Regions from separate parts of the Homo sapiens genome. Here region 2 is linked to region 1. A link is a contact called in ENCODE Hi-C data. All regions are on one chromosome and are shown on one strand. The core of a region is the stretch at or near the end of the contact, and the rest is flanking DNA. Distances in the headings are between cores, read along the strand shown.

The links. A loop is a pair of places that touch in the nucleus more often than their neighbours do. Pooled maps may share reads with other maps.
Region 2: a loop to region 1 is called in a map of mammary epithelial cell, with 4 times the contacts of the local background. The contact joins two enhancer-like sites. A Hi-C loop is called at or near these places in 8 of 168 maps with a recorded cell type or tissue (A673, GM11168, IMR-90 and 5 more), 9 of 37 single-sample maps with no recorded cell type and 18 of 50 pooled maps.

Annotation. Positions count from the first base shown.
Region 1 is chr5:171,639,248-171,642,207 of GRCh38, reverse strand. No RefSeq gene overlaps it. Among named protein-coding and RNA genes, the nearest start is that of SMIM23, 150 kb to the left of the region's middle. Within about 2 kb of position 1,432, at least 3 of the 41 ENCODE cell types and tissues checked have a DNase peak (open chromatin) inside an H3K27ac peak, as active enhancers do.
Region 2 is chr5:172,046,187-172,049,146 of GRCh38, reverse strand. The region is part of intron 18 of STK10 (serine/threonine kinase 10); the gene reads left to right. Among named protein-coding and RNA genes, the nearest start is that of FBXW11, 41 kb to the right of the region's middle. Within about 2 kb of position 1,571, at least 2 of the 41 ENCODE cell types and tissues checked have a DNase peak (open chromatin) inside an H3K27ac peak, as active enhancers do.

The DNA of each region.
Region 1 (2,960 bases), core at 183-2,682:
AAAACTCCTCTCTGGCCTCCTTGTTCCAAGTCCTCCCCTTCCTGTCCATTCTCCACACTGCCCTTTGGTGGTTTGTCCAAAACACTACAGTAATTAGGTCACTCACTGCCTAGAACCCTCCATGGCTCCCTTTTGCCCTCAGGATAAAGACCAAGTTCCATAACTGAGCTCTTCTGGATCTCATGCCTTCAAAACTTAGTTGAAATGTTCCCTCTTCCCTGACTGTTTGCACTCTCACACACAGTTTTGTAATTTCATTGTTTACACATCAATATCCCCCACTAGACTGTAGGCAACTTCAAGGGCAACATGAGTGTTGAGTCCAGAATTTGATCATAGTAGGCAATGAAGGAATGTTTGTTGAGTAGATAAATAAATAAATTATCTAAATTGAGTTCTAGTTCTTCTGTCAACTGAGTGTATGATTCTGGGCAGTTTATTTCTCCCTCTGAGACTCAATTTCCTCATCTGTAGATTAGGGTGAATAAGGTTTTCCTTGCCTATTACATTAGCTATAGTTTTTAAACTCCAGGCCCTTTTGGAGGACAGAATATTTGCAATTCCAGGGGATGTGGGACCACAGCATACCATGTCTGAGGATTTTGGGGGAGAGTAATGAGATAATTGATGCAAAAATGCTTTGGAGCCTGTACAAAGTTAATGGATTGTTGTTCAGACCCAGTCCCTGCCTTTGGAGCTTACATTCTAGAAGGGAGATAGAAACACATGGGGTGCATTCTCTTATCACCCACCCTAGTCCATGGCAGGTATTACAAATCATTCACTGCACTTTAAGCAGGCATCTCCAATTGATTCATATCGAACTGGGAGATACAATCTATTTGCCATTCTGGCTACAGAAGGAGAAACAATCTTTCCAATCCCAGACAACCATGTTAAGTGCCTCATTGACCCCAGAGAATCAAAACCTCAGCCTCTGTTTATTGAGCACTGGCTTCAAGCCTGGTCCTCTCCCCACATAATCTCTTCCAATCTTCATGACGATCCTGCAAGTCAGAGACTATTTACTCCCATTCTCCCCTTTCACAGACCAATCTCTGAGACCAATACCTGGGGCTGCTGACCCCAGTCCACCCATTTGAGCCTGGGTCTGTCTCCAAAGGACACGCTCTTGCCACCCTTCCACACTACCTCTCTCAAACAGGAGTGCAGCAGGTCAGGCACGGGCCACAGATATCAGTGGAGCCATCCACAGGGCTGTAGAGAGAACTAACACCCAGCTACACCTTTTCCGGCAGGAATTTTTTGTTCCTGCTGTATTCAGAGGGCCTGCCAGGACTGGAGTCTGTCTGTTGGGAAAGGCGGCTCATGCTATTTTGATATTGAACCCATGTCCACGGGCCCAGTGATGGACAAGCCTTTTACACATCTCACAAATAAAACTCACAGAGTCATTTTCAGCTTGGCCCGAGCTGTGGGCACAGCCCCAGAGGACTTGGCTCTGCTAATTCTCTCATCAGCCTAATAGGAGAACAATTATCACAGTCAGGATACAAATTTAGCTCCAGACACTTCTCTGGGAACTCAGAGGGCTTGTGACTTATGGCTTCATTTTAAAGAGGAGCAGATTGTTGACATGAACTCTGGGTAGTTCTCATTTTTCTCGAGGAACTAAGCTGTACTTGCTGTTAATGGTAGAATCATTAGGTCATGGCTGAGGTCCACAAGAGGATAGGAAACCCAGCAGCTTGGATGTAGGCTGAGCTCTCTATAATTAACCTAATAGCCTGTTTATTTGACTATCTCAATTACAGACTCATTTAAATAGCATTAAAAATAAAAGATGAGCCCCAGGAGCAGCAGAAGAAACATAAGGATGCTCTTTTGTCCAAGATTTCATAGGACACTATTTGAATGCATAAAAAGCCACTGATAGAGCAGCCACCAGGAAAACTTTCTTTAAAAAACTTTAAATTGAGGCAAAAAAAATGCAAACATGAGCAAGACTGAGCACCCGCAGGCATGTTTTATAGCGAAGTCAAATGATCAGGGTTTGGATGTCAGCTCTGCCAGGGGTTGGATGAAACTTGTGCGAGTCATCTAATCTCTGGAAACCTCACTCTCCCCCTTGGAGGATCCATGGAAAGGGGTCAGCTGATATGGATTACCATCATAGCTAACACATCTTGAGCATTTATGTGCCAGGCATTGTTATACACCCTTTATTTACAGTAACTCATTTAGCTCTTACAGTTCCACGATGAAATAAGTGGTATTATCATCTTCCATTTTACAGACGAGGAAGCCGAGGCACAGAATAGTTAAGTGACAAAACAATGCTCAAGGTACCAGTGTGTGGAGTGTGGAAGCTGGGATTTGAAAGCAGGCAACCTGGCCCCAAAGTCTATGTGCATAACCTCTAGTCTACCCTGCCCTGGGAAGAACCTGCACCACCAGAGGCCTTCAAAACATGATTAAGTTGAATCTATTTCTTTTTCTTTGTGTTGCAAGCGTGGCTTTCCGATGGTTGTGCACATTTTTCTATCTGATATAAATAGCTTTTTTATTTTTCTCCCTCTGTCCCCGCTCCAAATATCAGTCAATACTGGAGAGAAAATAACTGTTTCTGGTTCATGGTGACAAGGTCAAGGCTCCTTTGGAGAATGCTTGTTGGTGCTGTCTCCGTCCTGGGCTGAGAAATCACGGCATTTATTTTAAGCTGAAACTTTCTTATATTTAAAGCTTGTCATCAGGCTGAAGTTTGTTTATTGCATTCCATAATTATGATGAATATATTTTAAATAGAAAAAGATTTGAAATGTAGGACAGCTGCAAAAAATATGGTGTCAATCACTGAGAATCAGCCCACATCTGGAGTTAGAACTTGGGTGGGAATGGCTTGTTTTGCATTTTTATGACCAGATGCATCCAGATTAGATGTACCTTATAAACTTCACCCAGACAACTGTCAGGGCCAATCAGCCTTAATTGAATGCGAC
Region 2 (2,960 bases), core at 322-2,821, 410 kb before region 1:
TCCGGAAGAACCGACCTTCTAGTAAGGGGCCAAGAAGCAGGGAGGGAAACAGCATGGGGGGGTCACAAAGTGAGGCTGCTTCAGACGGTGTGGCAGGAAGATGTCGTCTAAGAAGATGACATCTGAGCCAAGATCTGAAGGACCTGAGGGAGGGAGGCGTGCAGCCGTGGGGGTTTTCAGGGGGACATTCCCAGCACAGGGAAGAGCAACTGCAAAGGCCCGGACACCTTGCTCGTGAAACAAGGAGACCCCTGCGGCCGGAGAGAGTGGTGGTGACGGTGGGAGGTGATAGGAGGTAAAGTCAGAGGGGTGGGGGGCCTGCGTAAAGTCTGGCTTTTACTCTGTGTGAGATGGAAGCCACTGGAGGGTTCTGAGCAGAGGACAAGGTGGTCTGACTCATGTTTTGAAAAGGATCCCGCTGGCTGCCCTCAGGGGTCAAGAGTGGAGGCAGAGAGACCAGTCAGGAAACCATTGTGATAGCCTTGGTGACTAATGATGGCAGCTTGGACTAGGGTGGTATCTTGAACTAGGATGGTATCAGAGGTTGGGGGAATTTGTCCATTTCCTCTCTAGCTGGCACTCTAGACGTTCTTGCTGGTCACCAGCTTTGGGATCTTGGGCAAGCCATCTTCCCCGCTCTGGGCCGTATTAGTCTGGATTCTCTAGAGAAACAGAACCAAGATAGAGAGAGGATGTGTGTGTGTGTGTGTGTGTGTGTGTGTGTGTGTGTGTAGGGAGAGGGAGAGGGAAATTGATTTAGTTATTTTAAGGAATTGGCTTACACGATTGTGGGGGCTGGTAAGTCTGAAATCTGCAGGACAGGTCAGCAGGCTGGAGACCCAGTTGTTGTTGCTGTCTAGAGGCAGAATTCCTTCTCTCTTGTTTTCTCTGAAGGCCTTCAACTGATTGAGGCCCACCCACATGATGAAGGGTAATTTGCATTACTCAGAGTTTACTGATTGAAATGCTAATCACATCTAGAAAATACCTTCATAGTGACATCTAGCTGGTGTTTGACCAAACAGGTGGATACCGTGGCCTTGCCAAGCTGACACATAAAATTAACCATCACAGAAATCAGTCGGGCACAGTGGCGCATGCCTGTAATCCCAGCTACATGGGGGGCTGAGGCAGGAGAATGGCTTGAACCCGGGAGGCGGAGGTTGCAGTGAGCCAAGATCGCATCACTGCACCCCAGCCTGGGTGACAGAGCAAGACTCCGTCTCAAAAAAAAAAAAAAAAAAAAACCCAAAAAACATGGGACCTCAGTGTGGTTATTTGTACAGTGAAGCTATCAATACTGCAAGGTTATGTCAGAAGTTGCCAGCACATAGTACAGGCCAAGGACATACTCATTCCCCTAAACTCTCTGAGGAGAGAACTGCCCAAGTTACTCTTAATCTCATGCCCACGGGTCCTGAAGTCCTGAGGTTTGTTCTGCCATCGTACATCAGTTCTGCTTACTGTAACTGTGGTCTGGACAGGAGGCAACTGCCCATCTCAGCTGTGTGATGGCCTTGGGAGTCCTTGAATTGAGGCCTCCCTCCCTGCGCTCATGGAGCTTTCTGGCTGGAAGCTGGCCAAGATCCCAGACTTCCTGTTAGGCCCACGCTCATCAGTTTCTGTAACCATGGTCTGCTGGGACTTTCCATACTTGACAGTCAAGTCAATAATGTTCCTGCTGACATAGGTTGGTTCTGCAATCAGGAAATGAACGTCCACCTGGTTCTCTTACCTGGGGGTTCTATACCCTTGGCCTATCCTGAGAGAGTTTGAAAATGAATGATCGCGTTTCCTCTAGCTATTGCCTTATGTCTCAGATCGCTTCAAAGAGGGGCCTGGGCTCAGGGGAGGCACCACGAGTGTGCAGTTGGGAAGCCAGCATTGGACTTTGCCTGTGGGGGCTGCCTCTTTGCAGAATTCTTTATAGAATTCTTCTGTCATTAGCTGCTTGGGTTTCTGCTGGAACAATGACCCGGAGGTGATGATTTTCATTCGAGAATAAATGGTCTTTTACATTCTTGCATTACGGTCAGCAGCCTGTGAACCCCCTGCCTTGTATGGAGGCAGGGAGATGATTGTACATTGTGGAGTATTTTTAGAAAAATTCAGATGTATTTCGAGTAAGTACGGAATATCTGGTAGAGTCAATGAAGTGTTGCTTGGGTCAGTGTTCACACAGAATGTGGCCTCAAACAAGTCAAATCTTCCCTCCTGAACCCTGGCTTTTCGGGCTGTAAAATGTAGATAATATTTATTTCCTTAAAGTAGGTGTTAGCAAACCACTGCCAATGTCCTAATCTGGCCCACCACCTATATTTGTAAATAAAGTTTTATTGGAACACAGCCATGCTCGTTCATTTACAGATTGTCTGTGGCTGATTTTGTACTACAGTGGCAGTTGAGTAGTCACAATAGAGACCAAATATGTCCTGCAAAGCCAAAAATGTTTACTATCTGTCACATAACAGAAAAAAGATCGCTGACTCTGGCGTAAGAAGGTTGTATTGAGAAATATATGTGGTGGGTAGAACAGAATAATGCTTAAACAGCCCAGGCTTTGGAGTCACACAGGTGGGATGAAGTCCTAACTCCTCCATTACTAGTTGTGAAACCTTGGGCAAGTTACTAAACCATTCTGTGCTCAAAAAGTAGTAGCTATTATTATTAAATTGTTGGTATTCCTAGAGCAGAGGTCCCAAACTGATAGCCTATGTGCTGGAATTGGCTTACAGGCATGGTATGTTTGGCCAACATAGTGATGTAAAAAAAATTTTTTTTTTTTTTTTTGAGACAGAGTCTTGCTCTGTCACCCAGGCTAGAGTGCAGTGGCACGATCTCGGCTCACTGCAACTTCCACCTCGCCTCAAGTGATTCTCCTGCCTCAGCCTCCCAAGTAGCTGGGATTACAGGCACACACTACCAGACCTGGCTAATTTTTGTGTTTTTAGTAGAGATGG